Regions from separate parts of the Homo sapiens genome. Here region 2 is linked to region 1. A link is an interaction called in ENCODE POLR2A ChIA-PET data of the cell type or tissue named here. Cell type or tissue: Caco-2. All regions are shown on one strand. Each heading gives the region's core, and the rest is flanking DNA. Links, peaks and the distances in the headings are about the cores only. Region 1 overlaps POMT2 (protein O-mannosyltransferase 2). Region 2 overlaps AHSA1 (activator of HSP90 ATPase activity 1).

Evidence for each region. Peaks named below come from ENCODE experiments on the same cell type or tissue, not always from the same donor. Only the 100,000 strongest peaks of a DNase experiment are listed, where the experiment ranks them.
Region 2: POLR2A ChIA-PET joins it to region 1 with 11 read pairs; 3 of 35 experiments call an interaction of 5 or more read pairs at or near these places.

Annotation. Positions count from the first base shown.
Region 1 is chr14:77,276,704-77,284,986 of GRCh38, reverse strand. POMT2 (protein O-mannosyltransferase 2) reads left to right here. Exons shown (of 21, transcript NM_013382.7): 14 at 1-37; 15 at 1,114-1,190; 16 at 4,524-4,595; 17 at 4,907-4,966; 18 at 5,059-5,164; 19 at 6,118-6,258; 20 at 6,479-6,593; 21 at 7,506-8,283. The coding sequence ends at 7,611. Among named protein-coding and RNA genes, the nearest start is that of NGB, 9.6 kb to the right of the region's middle. In Caco-2, for the core only: no CTCF peak of the experiment used is centred there; no DNase peak of the experiment used is centred there.
Region 2 is chr14:77,465,308-77,473,637 of GRCh38, reverse strand. AHSA1 (activator of HSP90 ATPase activity 1) reads right to left here. Exons shown (of 9, transcript NM_012111.3): 6 at 7,971-8,099; 7 at 5,454-5,555; 8 at 5,130-5,181; 9 at 4,166-4,561. The coding sequence ends at 4,389. Among named protein-coding and RNA genes, the nearest start is that of AHSA1, 11 kb to the right of the region's middle. In Caco-2, for the core only: no CTCF peak of the experiment used is centred there; a DNase peak (open chromatin) is centred at 4,327.

The sequences.
Region 1 (8,283 bases), core at 1-8,000:
TCCATCTGGAATGTGGAGGACCATATCAATCCCAAGTGTGAGTGAGGTCACTTTCTGGGCTGGCTCTGGAGGGAAGCATTTATAAGAAACCCTTATCTTAGAAAAGTAAGCGTTTGTAAACTGTGCTATCCCTTCAACTTGCTGCTGTTTGTTCCTTGTTAACACTCTCTTTCTATGAGTTGTCTGTACCTACATAGCATACTCCTTTTCCTTCTCATCCACTCCCTCCGTAAACTCCTCTCCCTAAAGTGGCCAGTGGCCATCTGCAGATCCATCTGTCTCGTCTTCCTCTGGGCTCCTCTCTCCCCTGCACCATGGGCACCTCCCCAGCCTCCAGGCTTGGAGCAAGCTGCTACTTTCCCTTTATGCCTCAGTGTAGAGTCGCTCCCCCGCCCCCCCACATATCCAGCCAATGCTTTTATAGAAAGTGACTGCCACAGCCCTGATCTGTGCCCCACATCTCTACACCCAAGCTCCAATTTGATATTTCCACTGCGTTGTCAGCTTCAACTCAATAAGTATTTGGATTCATCATCTGTTTTCCTAAACTACCCACCTCAAGCTTATGTGTGCCTTCATTTTGTTCTTCTTCCCACCTAATCTAGCCAAACCCACTAATCAACTAATTCAACAACTCTTTATCAAGTATGCCAGGAACCACATGGGGCCCTGTGGACATATTGGCGAGGAGACAGACTTGGTCCCCATCCCGACAGCAGCTGCTCCAGGCGTCCAGAATGATTTATTCCTCATTCCCAGGCCCTTCAAAGGGCCACAGTGACTCGGGGGCTGTGCAGCTGTCCCTTATGCCTAATAGGAGAGCAGCATTTGAGCCAGTACCACAGTGAAAAGCAATGGTGCTGGGAGCTGTTGGAGCACCAAGCAGGTGAAACCTTGTTGTCTATTTCCTTTGCATTTCTTAGAATGCCTGATGAGTTCTTCATACAGCTAAGTAAATGATCAAGAATTGGGCCAAGCTTTCTTCTGTCTCCTCAACAGTTGTGAACTTGTCAGCAAGGCTGCATTTGGATTCTGGTGGGAATGTGGACACCATGGACAGACTGAGGAAAGAATGTATGACAAAGGCTTTTCTCCTGCATTTTTTTCCCCTAGTGCCAAACATCAGCCTGGATGTGCTACAGCCCAGTTTTCCTGAGATCTTGCTGGAATCCCACATGGTCATGATCCGGGTATGTGTCCCCTTCTCATTTCATGGCGTCTCTAAGAGCTTTTGGGCAGCCATGAATTTGGATCACAAGTCAATGCCATGCTACAGATCCATTCCCCCTTGTGGAGGAATTTGAAAGCATCTTTACTACGGTTTTCTGTGATCCTCAAAGGCATTTCCCTCACCACAGAATGAGGATGGTGGTGATGATGGTGATACCAGTGACTGCTTGTACAGCTCATGTGCCAGGCACTACGCTAAGCACTATACTCATCTGATACTTATTACAATCATATGGAGGTTGCCATCATTCCCAGTTACAGGAGAGGGAACTGACATACAAAGAGGTCAGGGAACTTGCCCAGGGTCACACAGCTAAGTGTAAGAGGTAGATCCAGCCCTCAGAGCCAGGCTGGTAGGCTTTTAGAGTTACTGCTAGTTACCACTACACTCCTTCACCTCTAAGTGATTTGTGAATCTGCCCAAGTGGCAGAGCCCCTGAAAATCATAGTGCTCTTGGTTGAAGATCATGAGATACTGATAGTTCATTCCATCATATGAAATCAGGATCAGTTAGGATGGATAGCTAATTTGAGTGTGTTGTTTATATGCAGCATGAAATCCCAGCCACGAGCCCACTCATATTCCTGGACAGAAACTGCTTAGGCAGGGCATGATTGATTCTTTTTAAGGTTTTCTAAGACATTGTTTGCACTCTCTATCATTAGTAGCTGACAGCAGTTGTAGCATCAAAGGTTTAAGAAAAATTCAGAGAAGAAATCTTTAAATTGAGAAAATTCTACTCACTAGCTTAAATTTTCCCCTGCTGTAGTCCTGCTGTTTAGTGGAAGACCCCCTTATTCTGGCTTATGGAAAACCTGTGTTCTGCAGGAATAATGTTTAAGAATCACTATCTCAAGCCAGATATGTGATTATCACTCTACCCACAGCATTGCAGGGAGGTGTAGCACTTGTTATTTTTCCCCTGGTAAGCCATTGTCAAGTGGACTTCCCTGGAAGTGATTATGTAAGCAGTACTCAGTACATATAGTTGACTTATTTCACCAGATTAAATTTTAAAAATTCAAATTTTGTCATTTTTGCGCATTGGGAGGTGATAAGTTGACATTAAGCATCTCTGGGTCACTTCCTTTCTGACTCTCTGCTTGTAGCTGTCACTGTGGCCTGATGACATAGCTCTTTTGAACATGTGCCTGTCAGTCAGAATATCATTCTGGGCCTGGGTCAAATTTTAAGACTAAATCTACGAGTTTCATTTTGTCTTTCATTATCTAAGAAGTAGAGTCAGAGAAGAAAAGGGAAGTAATGAGAGCTTTCTTATTCAGCCAACAAAGAGTCAGGGAGGGGAGAGAGATGAAAACAGTGAGTCCAGACTATAGAAACTGCAGGGGCAGGGCTCTTCCGCTGGCTGAGTAGTGGCCCGGGACCTGGAGGAGAAGGCTGCCTTGCCTGGTGCAGTTACAGGAATGAGCCCATCCAGATTTCAGCCATAGAGAACAACTTACAAGTACATATGCCTGTGATGGTTGCAGATTTTTCTTTCCTCTTTTAGTTTAGCAACAGAGCAGGATTTCTCAGAGTTTAATGTAGTGAATAAGATTCCCTTGGCTTGGTACAGTTCTGGCTGGAGTCCTTGGGTTTGGGACCAAACTGTACAATTTGAAGGAATTGGTTTCCCTCAGCAACTGCCGCAGGGGTCCAGAATGATTCATTCCTCATTCCCAGGTCCTTCAAAGGGCCGCAGTGACGCTGGGGCCGTGCAGCTGTCCCCTTTGTGTCTGATGCCCTGGATGCACTTTTGACCTTGGAGGCACAACCTCTCCACCATGTAGAGGCCTGTAAACTATTCCCAGCCCCTTGCTGAACTGGATTCATAAGGCACTGGGTGGCAGTCCACTGAACTTTCTGGGTCTTTCTTAGGCTATACCAGTGGTTCTTAATTGAGGGTGATTTTGCCTCTCGGGACTTTTGGCCATCTGTGGAGAAATTTTTGGCTGGGAAACTGAGGGGTTGAGGGTAGGAGTGCTACGGGCATTCAGTGAGTGGAGGCCAGGAATGCTAAACACTCTGCAATGCACGGGACAGTCCTCACAGCAAAGACTCATCCAGCCCGAAATGTTGGGAGTGCTGAGGTGGAGAAGCTCCGGCCTAAGTCATGGCAGCTGACTCCCCTTCTGGGGAAATGCCTTTTCAGTCTGTCCCAGTGATAAGGCAGAACCCAGTCCTAGTGGTTAATATCCTGGATCCTGACCCTACTCCTTCCTGTTTTAGCAAAGACCTGGTTTGCCCTGTAGAGAAAGGTTAGCAGATGTTCTTGGCTGCTGGATTAGGGAGGCTGAGTCTGGGTCCTTCAAACCAAAGCATGCATTAGGGTTGATTTCTCTCCCAATAGATGAAATGTGTTCTTGGAGGGCAAAATATCTAATTTTTTATGTATAAAGCACAAGTAAGATGTACAGTATAAAGTATTAAAATGTCATGGAGTGTGTTTAGGGAGAAACTTGTCTACAAAGGCTCCTGGTAGAGGGGCAGTAGTGGAAAAAAAAGGTGGAGAAGCACTAAGCTAAAGCAACCTCTTCCAAGTCTAGGCACGCATGAGAGTTTCTGCTTTTCTGTTTGAAATTGGCCCCTGAAGGGAACAAATAAGTAAGCCTTATTATTTATTTATTTATTTATTTATTTATTTATTTATTTATTTATTTTGAGACTGAGTCTTGGTCTTTTTGCCTAGGTTGGAGTGCAATGGCATGATCTCAGCTCACTGCAACCTCCGCCTCTTGGGTTCAAGTGGTTCTCCTGCCTCAGCCTCCCAAGTGGCTGGGATTACAGGCACCCACCGCTACGCTCAGCTAATTTTTTGTATTTTTTAGTAAAGACGGGGTTTTACCATGTTGGCCAGGCTGGTCTTGAACTCCTGACCTCAGGTGATCCACCCGCCTCGGCCTCCCAAAGTGCTGGGGTTACAGGCATGAGCCACTGCACCCGGCTGTAAGCCTCATTTTATATCCCCTCTCTCCCACCATTTTCACACCTTGTCCTTAGCTTGGCAGATGGGTATATATTTTGTGCCCATTGGAACAATTTCCTCTTTCCCTTCTTTTTCCCTAGAAGGTTGGAATGGACCCCTTATGGGAGATGGAGGCTTGTCTGGGAGAAGTAAAGCAAGTGTCGTAGGTAGGCAGACAGCAGCTGCCTGATTCTTCCCTGCAAGGGAAGGGAAGGAGAGAAGGTTCTGCTCGGCGCTTGGCCCTATATCAGAAAAACCTGGGCCCCACATTTCTGTCAGCCCTCTAGATCTCTGTCTTGACTAGCTTTCTTTGCTACCTTCATGCAGGGGAACAGTGGCCTCAAACCCAAGGACAATGAGTTCACGTCCAAACCCTGGCACTGGCCTATCAACTATCAGGTAGGATCCAAGGCTGGGGCTCCTCCCAGGAAATGGAGCCAAGAACAAGAGCAGGGAGACCGGTGGAGGCGGGGGTGGGTGTACTAGGGCGGCAGGGCGAGGGGCCTCCTGGGATGGGTTGGCCAGAGGTGGGAGTATCTGTTTTCTGCCCTAATTCTGACCCTGCTTCCCAGAGAGCTCGTGTAGAATTTGCCAGCCTGAGGTTCGTGTCCAGGCTCCCTGTCTGTGGAAGGTGACCATCTTCCTCCCCCTAATGGGTGTGGCCGAGGATGGGCTGGGCCTGGGTCAGCAGGGTGGTCTCTATTCCACAGGGCCTACGCTTCTCAGGGGTCAATGACACAGATTTCCGAGTCTATCTGCTTGGCAACCCGGTGAGTGCCTAAACATTCCCGGCTCAGGCCCTGGAGCACTTGCCCGTGGAGAGCGGCTGCGTTCTCATCTGCCCATTCCCATTTCTGCACAGGTGGTTTGGTGGCTGAATCTGTTGAGCATCGCCCTCTACCTCCTCTCAGGGAGCATCATTGCTGTAGCCATGCAGAGAGGGGCACGGCTGCCAGCGGAGGTTGCAGGTCAGGTCCTCTGGGCTCTCCCTCCCCTGACCTGGCGGCAGCAGGGCACCTGCACCCCTGGGGAGGGCCGGCTGCCTGCTGATGGGCCATCCTTTGCGTTTACCACCCCACACCTTCCCTTATCCTTTGCTTTTGAAAGGTAACAACCCCCAAGTACCCAGTGCTGTGTTAAACACTTTACTTCCTCCCAACAACACTAGAGCGTTGGCTATTATGACCCCCATTTTATGGATTAGGAAACCAAGGAACCATGAGATTAAGAAACTTGCCCCAGGACATACAGCTAGTAAGTGATAGAGCTGAGGCTCAAACCCGTGCAATCTGACTCCACAGCCCTCACTTTTAGCCCCATGCTGTGTACAGAGCTGCCCATCTTTTCTGCCACCTCCTTGTTCCATGGCCCTGTCCTCTCATGGGCTAGAGAGGAGCCTCCAGGGTTATTGAGTTCCCATCCCAGTGCTGTTCTTGGTAACTTTGGCTGCCAGACCATGGGCCACAGCACCTGAGACAGTCACACAGGCCCTTTTGCCTCTGCAGCTCTCTGTCTGAACAGTCATAGTCCCAGACACCTCCTCACTCCATCCTCACCTGTAACCTCACCTTAGCGCCTGTCTGCCGCTGCAAAGATCTGTGTGGCAGCAAAGATGTGGGAGGTGGAAGTAGGGAGTGAAGCTGTCTGCAGGCGCAGAAGGGTTTCTTTAGAGGCTGGGCTGCCTCCTGCTGGTGCTTGGTGCACCTGCCATTGGTGCCCAGGCCTCACTAGGCTGGGCCCTGACCAGAGCTCTCGAGCCCCAGCTGCTCCTCTCCAGTTTCTGTAGCGTGGTTTGGGTTGGTCCAATGAGGTGATATGACATATTCAAGGTCACACAGCAAGGAAGGGGCAGAGCTGGACCAGAGCCTGGAATCTCTGCCCGCTCCTTGTCTTCTGACTGGGCTGTGCTGCTTGGGCCCAGGGTTGTCCCAGGTCCTGCTTCGAGGAGGCGGCCAGGTCCTGCTCGGCTGGACACTCCATTACTTCCCGTTTTTCCTGATGGGCCGGGTCCTCTACTTCCACCACTACTTCCCAGCCATGCTCTTCTCAAGCATGTTGACAGGTCAGTGCCACCCACCTGGACTTGGGAGACAGAGCAGGTGGAGGGCGGGCCACTGTTGGGCAGCAGTGCTGGGAGTGACTCTGCTCCTTGACGGGAGGCCACTGTGGGGCAGCAGTGCTGGGAGTGACTCTCTGCTCCTTGACTTGGAGTGCCTCCTTCTTCTGTAGCCCAGAAGTCACCCCCTGCCTGGCTGACTCCAGGTTTCTCTCCTCTCCTCTAGGCATTCTGTGGGACACCCTCCTGCGGCTCTGTGCCTGGGGCTTGGCCTCATGGCCCCTGGCGAGGGGCATACATGTGGCGGGAATCCTGAGCCTGCTCCTGGGAACTGCCTACAGGTGAGCATCTCTGCACCTCACATGCCCTCCCAGTGTGGGCTCAGCAGTGCCTCAGCCCTGATGCATTCGAGAATCCCCTGCGGTGCTTTTAACACCACCAGTGCCCATGCCTGGAGGTTCTGCGTCACCCAAGCCCAGGTGGGGCCGTGGTTTCCAGAGTCCCCCAGGTGATCCTAATGTGCAGCCAGGTAGGAGAAGCAGGGCTTAACTCTGCCTTTTCCCCTTCTGCCGGTGGTTCAGCTTTTGTGCCATCCCAGCGCACCTGGAAGGGTACCCCTCTAGTGACAGTGACTCTGTGCCAGAACAGCTCTCAGAGGGGGAGTGTGGGAATGGGGGGCAGGGAACCCCTCTTTAGTCACCATGGCCCCCTGTCAGAACAGCTCTCCGGGTGAGGGAGGGGGGAACCGGGGGGCAATGGGGGACAGGGCACCCCTCTTTAGTCACTGTGGCCCCCTGCCGGAAGAGCTCTCGACGGGTGGGGTGGGAAGGGTGGGAATGGGAAGTGTGTGGCTGAGTGGCTGAAAGGGAGAGTTGTTTGGAAGGCTCCCCGCTTCCCCAGTCCCTGGCCTTGGTGCTGGGCCTGTGGCCTGTGAGCACATGCCTGCCTAAGAGGGTTACATTCACATGTTGACAAACACCCCTGGCCAAATAGCCCATGACAAGACCCCTAGAAGGGTTGCCCTCCTGGGCCTCTTGGGAAGAGCCCTTTCCATGATTGTCATTGAGTCAGCATCTACTAAGCTCTCCAGCTACAGTGTGCCCCAGTGGGACTCAGACAGACAAGGCCGTGAAAGAGAACCGGGCTTGGCGATGGGGAATTTCTCTGGAGCTCCAGCAGGAGGAATGGAATTCAAAGCCCCTCAGCTGAGGCACTGGGGGTGCCAACTGCCTCCTACTGGTTCTCTCTCACAGCTTCTACCTCTTCCACCCTCTGGCTTACGGGATGGTTGGTCCCCTGGCCCAGGACCCCCAAAGTCCAATGGCAGGACTAAGGTGGCTGGACTCATGGGACTTTTGAGGCCACTGCAAAGATTCCAGCCTGGGTCCAGGAACTTCCCAGGAGAGCCAGCTGGGAAGCAGTACTGGACCATCCGGCCATGAGGAAGCTGCCTAAGGAGCCCGAAGAATTCTGCTGCTCACCAGGACCCAGCTCTGGGAGTGCAGCTGGAATGGAACCCAGCATTGGAGAGAGCCGGGAGAGAGCCGCAGCTCCGTCCACAGCACCACGGAGAGGACAGCGCCTCTTGGGCTGCTCCCTCGTGCACAGCGCAGGGGAGGATGGGTGCCAGAGGGTGGGAGTGGGTGCGCGTGTGTGTATGTGAGGGCATGTTGTCCATATCCCTGTGGAATACAGACCGTGTAACTGGACAGCTGAGTGTCATAAACTCTAAAATAGTCCAGGCTATAGTAATATTTTCTGGTATTTTTTTCTGTTGGATTTCTTTGGTTTTGGTTTGTAAGATCCATCAAAAATTCTCAGACCTCTGAGAGGGCCTTGAGGGCAGAGAATACTGACCTCACCTTGGGATGTCACCAAAGGCAGAGCAGATGGGACTGTCAAAGTTGTGCTGCCCTCCCTCCCACAAACAAATGAATCCAGCGTGGAGGAAGGCGCGCCGCCCCGAGCTGGAGGGCCTGGCTCCCACCATGCCCCCCAGTGGCTGCAGGTAGCTGGACTTCCTGCCTGTGA
Region 2 (8,330 bases), core at 157-8,156, 190 kb before region 1:
ATCGGCTCACTGTAATCTCTGCCTCCCGGTCTCAAGTGATCCTCCCACCTCAGCCTCCCAAGTAGCTGGGACCACAGGCCCACGCCACCACACCCCCGCTAATTTTTTTTGTATTTTTGGTGGAGGTGGGGTTTCGCCCTGTTGCCCAGGCTGGTCTCAAACACCTGAGCTCAAGCAGCCCACCCACCTTGGCCTCCTAAAGTGCTGGGATTACAGGCATGAGCCACTGCGCCCAGTTCGAGGCTAATTATTTTTCAGCAGAAACTTTTAAAAGTAACAAGACAGAGTAATCCCAGAGTCTGCTTTCTAAGGAAACTGCTAATTCCCCTCCTTTCTAATATAACTCACTTTGGCACTTAAACGTACTGTCTTAATCTATATTTAATGGTTTTCTATTACCCATACTGAATTTAGCCAACCCCATTTTAAATCTGTACATTTAAAGTGGCATGCTAAATTGCTACCGTGTCAGGCCACAGATGAGAGAAACTAAACAAAAGGGGCTGGGGAGTGGGTCGGCTATGAAATTACATTTATTCGAGCAATGCAAAGGAGAAAGACACTGCGCAGGTGGCTGCAGGCTTTAGGAGCACCTGTGTGTGAGGAGCAGCGCCAACGGCGGGAGCAGTGAGCCTGATGAAGGGAGGGTTTCCAGAGCAGCTGGTATCAGAGCCCAGAGGAAGCCCATGAAACCAGAGGGTCCCTCCACTCCTTTCTGTTCCAGTGTCAGTCACATCACTGGCTTGACTAGCTGTTCTTCCTGTCCCCAACACCAGGAGTTCATCCATGGCCATGAATCCAGCATGAACACCACTGACTGTTTCTACCTTAACAGCTACCCCAGCAACCAAGATGGTTTTGCCCAATTTTACCCCCTCTGGTTAGCCTCACAAATGGCCCTAGGCTAGGCAAGACTGGTCAGATTGAATGCTTCCTAGAGTTTTAGGTAACCAGCAGTATAGAGTCTGCTGACCTCTGTCAAGAGGTCTTTAAAGAGAAAGAATGATTAGATCCTTTGCCCCATTAGTCACAAAAGGGACCCAAATGTGCTGCTGTGGCTCCTTTACAATGAGGTTTTGTTTTGTTAATATGTTGAGATGCTTCTCAAAGTGCATCCCTGATATTAGAATCACCTGGGGTATTTATTAAACTCTGTTTATGGGCCACACCCCACACCCACTGAGTAAGAATCTTTAGGAGTGGAGTCCACTTTTGTGCATTGTTCTTCCTCTCAGGCATGGAGAGCTCTTAGCCCAAGATACGCAATTTGGATTAAAATTAGCCAGCTTTTCAAAATAGCATTCTGGCTTAAGGGCAAACACTTGGGCTTTTGAATGGATTCAGCAGCGACTATTTGCTAAATGACACCAGGTGCCAGCGTTTCTACATGTATCATCTCGAACGCTCTCACAAGACACCTATTATGCACATTCTACAGATAAGGATATTCACCCAATTTGTTAGGAAGTGGAACTTTTACTATTCAAACACAAAGTCGAAGTCCACAGTTTTATTTCTAGCTATGCCATTTGCTTTTTAGGTCCAGATGGCTTACCAAAATGTTATCAGTAAAATGGCAATGGTAAGAATTGAATAGCCATCAATACTGGCACGTAATGGCAACTGCACATGTCACATGGCAGGCACTTAGCCTGGTGCCTTGGGTTTAATGAACATATTGGTCATCTCTACTTGATTGATTCTAAGTATTCTGGAACTGGTAACTTTCCAGCCAGGTGTGTGTGAAAAGGCTCATTTTTTCTTTTTCTTTTTCTTTTTCTTTTCTTTTTTTTTGTTTTTTGAGACTTGCTCAGTCACCCAGGCTGGAATGCAATCAATGGCGTGATCTTGGCTCACTGTAACCTCTGTGTCCCAGGTTCAAGCAATTCTCCCACTCAGTCTCCTGAGTAGCTGGGATTACAGGCACCTGCCATTATGCCCAGCTAATTTTTGTATTTTTAGTAGAGATGGGGTTTCACCGTGTTGGCCAGGCTGGTCTCGAATCCCTGACCTCAGGTATCTGCCCGCCTTGGCCTCCCAAAATGCTGGGATTACAGGCGTGAGCCACTGCGCCTGGCCGAAAGGGCTCATTTGTTTGTTTGTTTGTTTGTTTGTTTTGAGACAGAGTCTCCGTCGCCCAGGCTGGAGTGCAGTGGCTTGGTCTCGGTTCATTGCAACCTCTGCCTCCCAGGTTCAAGCGATTCTCCTGCCTCAGCCTCCCTAGTAGCTAGGATTACAAGTGCCCGCCACTACACCCGGCTAATTTTTGTATTTTTAGTAGAGACAGGGTTTTGCGATGTTGGCCAGGCTGGTCTCGAACTCCTGACCTTGTGATCCGCCTGCCTCGGCCTCCCAAAGTGCTGGGATTACAAGCGTGAGCCACCGCTCCCAGCCAAAGTCTCATTTTTTTTTAATTAATTTTTTTTTAAATTGTTTTTGAGCCGGAGTCTCGCTCTGTCGTCCAGGCTGGAGTGCAGTGGCATGATCTCGGCTCACTGCAAGCTCCGCCTCCCAGGTTCACGCCATTCTCCTGCCTCAGCCTCCCGAGTAGCTGGGACTACAGGTGCCCACTACCACGCCCAGCTGATTTTTTGTATTTTTAGTAGAGACGGGGTTTCACCGTGTTAGCCAGGATGGTCTCGATCTCCTGCCCTCGTGATCCGCCCACCTCGGCCTCCCAAAGTGCTGGGATTACAGGCGTGAGCCACCGCGCCCGGCCCAAAGTCTCATTTTTAATCGTCTCTGTTAGGAGTCTGTTAGGAAGGGCCTGTTGATTTGATTCAAGCTAGACTCCAGGTTCTTCATCAAAAGGCGTCATTTTGCACCCCTAGGAGGCAGATGTAATGTCAAACTAGATGTGGATTAGTTCAGCCCAGCACTCTTGTAATTCAAGCCAAAGATGGCTTTGGGAAGTGTAAATGAACCAGATCTTGAACTCTGCTTTAACCAGTTTTAGCCTGCAAAGTCTTGCTGCCACCCAATAAAACAGGCAATAAACAGACGAAGGAAATAGCTGTAGCTGCAGGAGGTAGCGTCTGGCTTAGAGAGCACTGACTCCCGCTGGGGTGCAGGAAGTCAGGGCGAGGCTTGTCCAGGAGTGACTCTCCCTGTTCAGGTACTGTTACCTCTTCCTGCAATGTGGCAGTCTGAACCCACTATATCCCCAACACTTGGCTCATGGTCAGTGCCCAGCAAACTTAATGGTACCACATATTGTTAAATAAAGACAACAATTTGCTGAGTATGGGCTCTGCAGTTACAGTCCTTGTTGCAAATCTCAACTCTGCTTGTTGGATCTGGGTGTTAAGAAATCCAAGGCTCACCTGTAGCAAATATGTTATGTAAAATACTTGTTTTTCAAGACAGTCTTATTCTGTCACCCAGGCTTGAGTACAGTGGTGCAATCTTGGCTCACACCTTCTGGGCTCAAGCAATTCTCGTGCCTCAGCCTCCTGAGTGGCTGGGATTACAGGCGTGTGCCACCTCATCAGTTAATTTTTGTATTTTTAGTAGAGATGGGGTTTCGCCATGTTGGCCAGGCTGGTCTTGAACTCCTGGCCTCAAGTGATCTACCTGCCTCAGCCTCCCAAAGTGCTGGGATTATAGACCTGAGCCACTGCGCCTGGCTATATGTAAAATACATGTATTTAAAAGCCAAGGCTTAATTAAGTTCTTGTAAAACAAATGACAACAGTACCTACTGCGTATTATAGAGATCAAATGAGTTAATGCAAGTAAACAGTGTAGTGTCTAGTACTCAGTAACTGCAATGTAACAGAAGCTGCCACAAGTTAGGAATCTCCCACCTTCCCATATCCCAAACCAGCATCTGGTGATCACTTATCTTTGCAAGAGGGTAAGAGGCCATGGGCAGTGCAAAGTGAGAAGTCAACTGCACTGGCAGTAGAGGCATAGTGTTAGCACTCCCTACCCAAGTACCAACCCTCCCCTACTGTTATGGGTAAAAAGGCAGAAACTATTTACTAGTAAGAAAGACTAGCTCAGGAATGCCTGGTAGTGAGAAGCAGGCTCTGTGCCTCTTAATTACCTACACTTACCCAGAATAGAGACAAGGCTGTCCACCCTGTCCTTCTTTTTTGAATTCAAAACCTTCAAGGGAGCTCTCAATACCAGCCACTCAATCAACATAGGTTCCAGACACGCATGTTTTTTAAATTATGTTTATTTAGCATATGTACACATAAAAGAGAAATTGCCCTCTGAACCCACCCAGCAGAAAACATGCACAAACCCAAGGTATATGTGGAAGGGAGGGGCCCCGGCCCCAAGTTAGCAGCTGGGACGATGCAATCCTGTGAGTCGCAAGCCCCAGTCAGGAGAGAGCTGGACTGAAGTGTCCAGCAGGCTGGAGTCCCCTGCCGCTGGCCCTAAAATAAGCGTGCGCCATAGCCAAAGGTCTGTTTAATGCCCTCAAAGTAGTACCGCTGCCAGCCCTGTCGCGTCCGCTCTTCCTCAGGAGCAGGGATGCCTCGACCTTCCATGCACAGCTCAGTCTCTCCGTTCTTGTCGATGAAGGTCAAGGTGATGGTGGCAAAGTGTCCTGGGAAAGGCAGAGGGGACGGAGGTTTCATATCTAGGTTTCCATCTGAGTTTAAGACTGGGGCAACCTGGCTGGGCGTGGTGGCTCACACCTGTAATCCCAGCACTTTGGCAGGCTGAGGTGGGCGGATCACCAGAGGTCAGGAGTTCCAGACCAGCCTGGCTAACATGGTGAAACTCCATCTCTACTAAAATTACGTGGGCGTGGTGGCATGCACCTGTAATCCCAGCACTTTGGGAGGCTGAGGCAGGAGGATCACTTGAGCCCAGGAGTTCGAGACTAGCCTGGACAATGTAGTAGGACCCCATCTCTACAAAAAAAGTAAAAAAGTAAAAAAAAAAAAAAAAAAAAAAAAGCTGGCATGGTGGCACACGTAGTCTCAGCTACTTGGGAAGCTGAAGCAGGAGGATCGTTTGGGTCTGGGAGGTTAAGGCTGCAGTTTGCTGTGATTATGCCACTGCACTCTAGCCTGAGTGACAGTGAGACCCTGTTTCCAAAAAAAAAAAAAAAAAAATTACAGCAAAGAGAAAAAGTTCTGGGGGTAATGGCAATAAATATGTTTACTTACCCTCTGGCCAAGATTTAAACCTCCACTTCATCACAATATGTTTCTCAGGGACCTAAAATAATCAAACAGCTCAGTCTATATTATATACTACAATGTACCCAATCCTAGCTAGGATCAGTCATCTGCCCTTCATACGGAGTCTACCATCTGTGCAATTATATTACTTGCAAGACAGTTCAAATCACAGCCTTTTTTTGAAAAACAAAATGTTTTATTAACAAAGAGATTAAAGCCTTACATTTTACCTATAGAGTTCAGAAAAAGAGAAATGTCACTCATCTGACCAGAGGCAATAACCTGAGTCTAGGGCCGGCAGGTACTCACCAGATCAGTAAATTCCCCAGAGACGTTGCCATCTACCATGTGGAACTTTCCACCTCTGTCTGCTTCTAATGTTGCAGGAGCATGGGTAAAGGCCTGCACCAGCTGCAGGGAAAAAAAAAAAAAAAAAAAAAAAGAGGCAGAAGATACATGGCTTTCAGTGGGACCCAAGGACAAATGCCAGCTGAAGGCTGCATGCCTCAACTCTCATTTCCACCAGTCTGCCCCACAGGCGGGTCCAGGGTGTCCCTCTATTCTGTTTTAATACCAGCCAGGACTTGACTTCGGGAATTCTTTCTGATCTGATGATGCCATTACTTTGGACCCGTTTACTTTTATTTATTTGAAATTGTATATGGTTCAGAAAGATATAAGAATGAGCTTATGAAAGAAAATTCTCAAGTAAATGTTTGAGACTTCTATTATCATTTCTGAGAACATGTCCCAAAATAGATCTATTCCATCTTTTATTTTATTTTATTTTTTTATTTATTGAGACGGAGTCTCACTTTGTTGCCCAGGCTGGAGTGCAGTGGCGCGATCTCGGCTCACGCAACCTCCGCCCGTCCAGGTTTTAAGCAATTCTCTGCTTCAGCCTCTGTAGTAGCTGGGATTACAGGCGCATGCCACCATGCCTGGCTAACTTTTTGTATTTTTTAGTAGAGATGGGGTTTCACCATCTTGGCCAGGCTGGTCTTGAACTCCTGACCTCGTGATCCACCCACCTTGGCCTCCCAAAGTGCTGGGATTACAGGCGTGAGCCACCGCGCCCAGCCCTTTTATTTTTTTTGAGATAGGTCTCGCTCTGTTGCCCAGGCCGAAGTGCAGTGGCATGATCATGGCTCACTGCAGCCCCGACCTCCTAAGCTTAGGTGATCCTCCCACCTCAGCCTCCTGAGGAGCTGGGACTACAGGCGCATACCACCATACCTGGCTAATTTTTGTATTTTTTGTAGAGACAGGGCTTCACCATGTTGGCCAGGCTGGTCTCAAACTCCTGGGCTCAAGTAATTCACCCGCCTCAGCCCCTCAAAGTGCTGGGATTAGAGATGTAAGCCACTGTGCCTGGCCTACTCCATATATATGAAATCAGTATCATTTTGCTGTGTTCGATTACCCAACGGTGCCGCTTTTACTTTTAATAAGACTTTACTATTTTTTAAAGTAGGTAATACGAATACATGGTACAAAATTAAAAATAAACAGAAGGTTAAAAATGTTAGGAATCCTCCCATACAAAAGTATTTTAAAACTCTGAAAACTTTAGCTAGTTTGGAAGCAGAGATTCAACTGAAGTCTGTGTTGAAGTGCTAAATTCAATTCACATGAAGACCACAGCTATGCTGCTAAGTCCTTCAAGGCAGCAGGCACCAAGTAGAACCAAGTTAGCCATCGAATGCAGTCTTTGGCATAGCCAGGTCATAACACATCTCTGGAGTCAACTAAGATAACTTTCTGAAGTACAGTACAATTTTGTTTATACACATCTTTTTAAATTTCTAGAAAACCCAGTCCATTTAATTGCTTCTCCAGTTCTTGGTTTTCTAAGGGGGAGAGAACTTATCACGAGAGTATTTTGGGTGCAGGCGCACAGACATACTAACACCCATATACTACATGGTACCTCTTAATTTATGGCTGTATTTACATTTTTGTTTAAAAAATAAGATCTTGAAATTTTGTCCCAGAGTATATGGGAACTTCCACATATCCTAACCACCTTTACTATCAGATAATAAAGCTGAATACGGTCATGTTTCTCAACTCCACACTATAGCAGCAGAATGGCACAAGTCAGCTGTGCAACACAAAGAAGCCAGGAATTCTTCTGTGCTACAGAGTAACCAAGAATGGCCATTCACTTTTCTAGTAAGATTCACTCAGTGGTTTCTACTTATATGACCCAAAACTGGAACAGGCACGGTAGTGTGCACCTGTAGTCCCAGCTACTCAGGAGGCTGAGGAAGGAGGATCGCTTGAGCCCAGAAGTTCAACGTTAGTCTGGGCAACATAGCAAGACCAGGTCTTTTGTTTTTAAAATAAATAAATATGGCCGAGCACAGTGGTTTGCACCTGTAATCCCAGCACTTTGGGAGGCTGAGGCAGGCAGATCACTTGAGGTCAGGAGTTTCAGACCAGCCCATCTCTACTAAAAAATATGGTGAAACCCCATCTCTACTAAAAAACATAAAAATTAGCTAGGCGTGATGGCGTGTGCCTATAGTACCAGCTGTTCAGGACGCTGAGGCAGGAGAATTGCTGGAACCTGGGAGGCAGAGGTTGCAGTGAGCTGAGATTGTGCCACTGCACTCCAGCCTGGGCAGGTGACAGAGCGAGACTCCGTCTCAAAAAAAAAAAAAGAGAATAGAGGGAGGGAAAAATTCACTTTGATGAAGGCCTCATGGCTCCAGTTGTGAGTTTGTGAGTACCTCTTCTGTACACTGCTGAAGGGATATGCCCCCAACTCAAGTCACCTAGAAGGGCAGATGGCATGAGGCCTGAAGGACAAGACTTACTTACCTCTTGGGTGGTAAACACTCTATAGAGCTCCTCTGGTGACGTCAGGAAGGTTTCCTTAAGAGTGATCTTACAAGTGGGGATTTTGACTCCAACAGGTCTGGCCTGGGTTTTTGAAGGAGCAGGCTTAGCCTGTGAAGGTGGCAGTGAAAATGATCAATACAGAGTAATGATACAACCTCAATCAACGTGGCTTCAGAGACAGTTGTACCATTCATTCTCATAAAAATGTTCACCTCCAAGGGTAATTATTCCAAGGGGTTTGAAGGGAATTTGAGTGTGTAGGTGTTTCAGTCATGAGGGTAATGATTCTGGAAACCTCCTCAATTCCCAGTAAAAATAACCACTCTACAAGGAAGACCC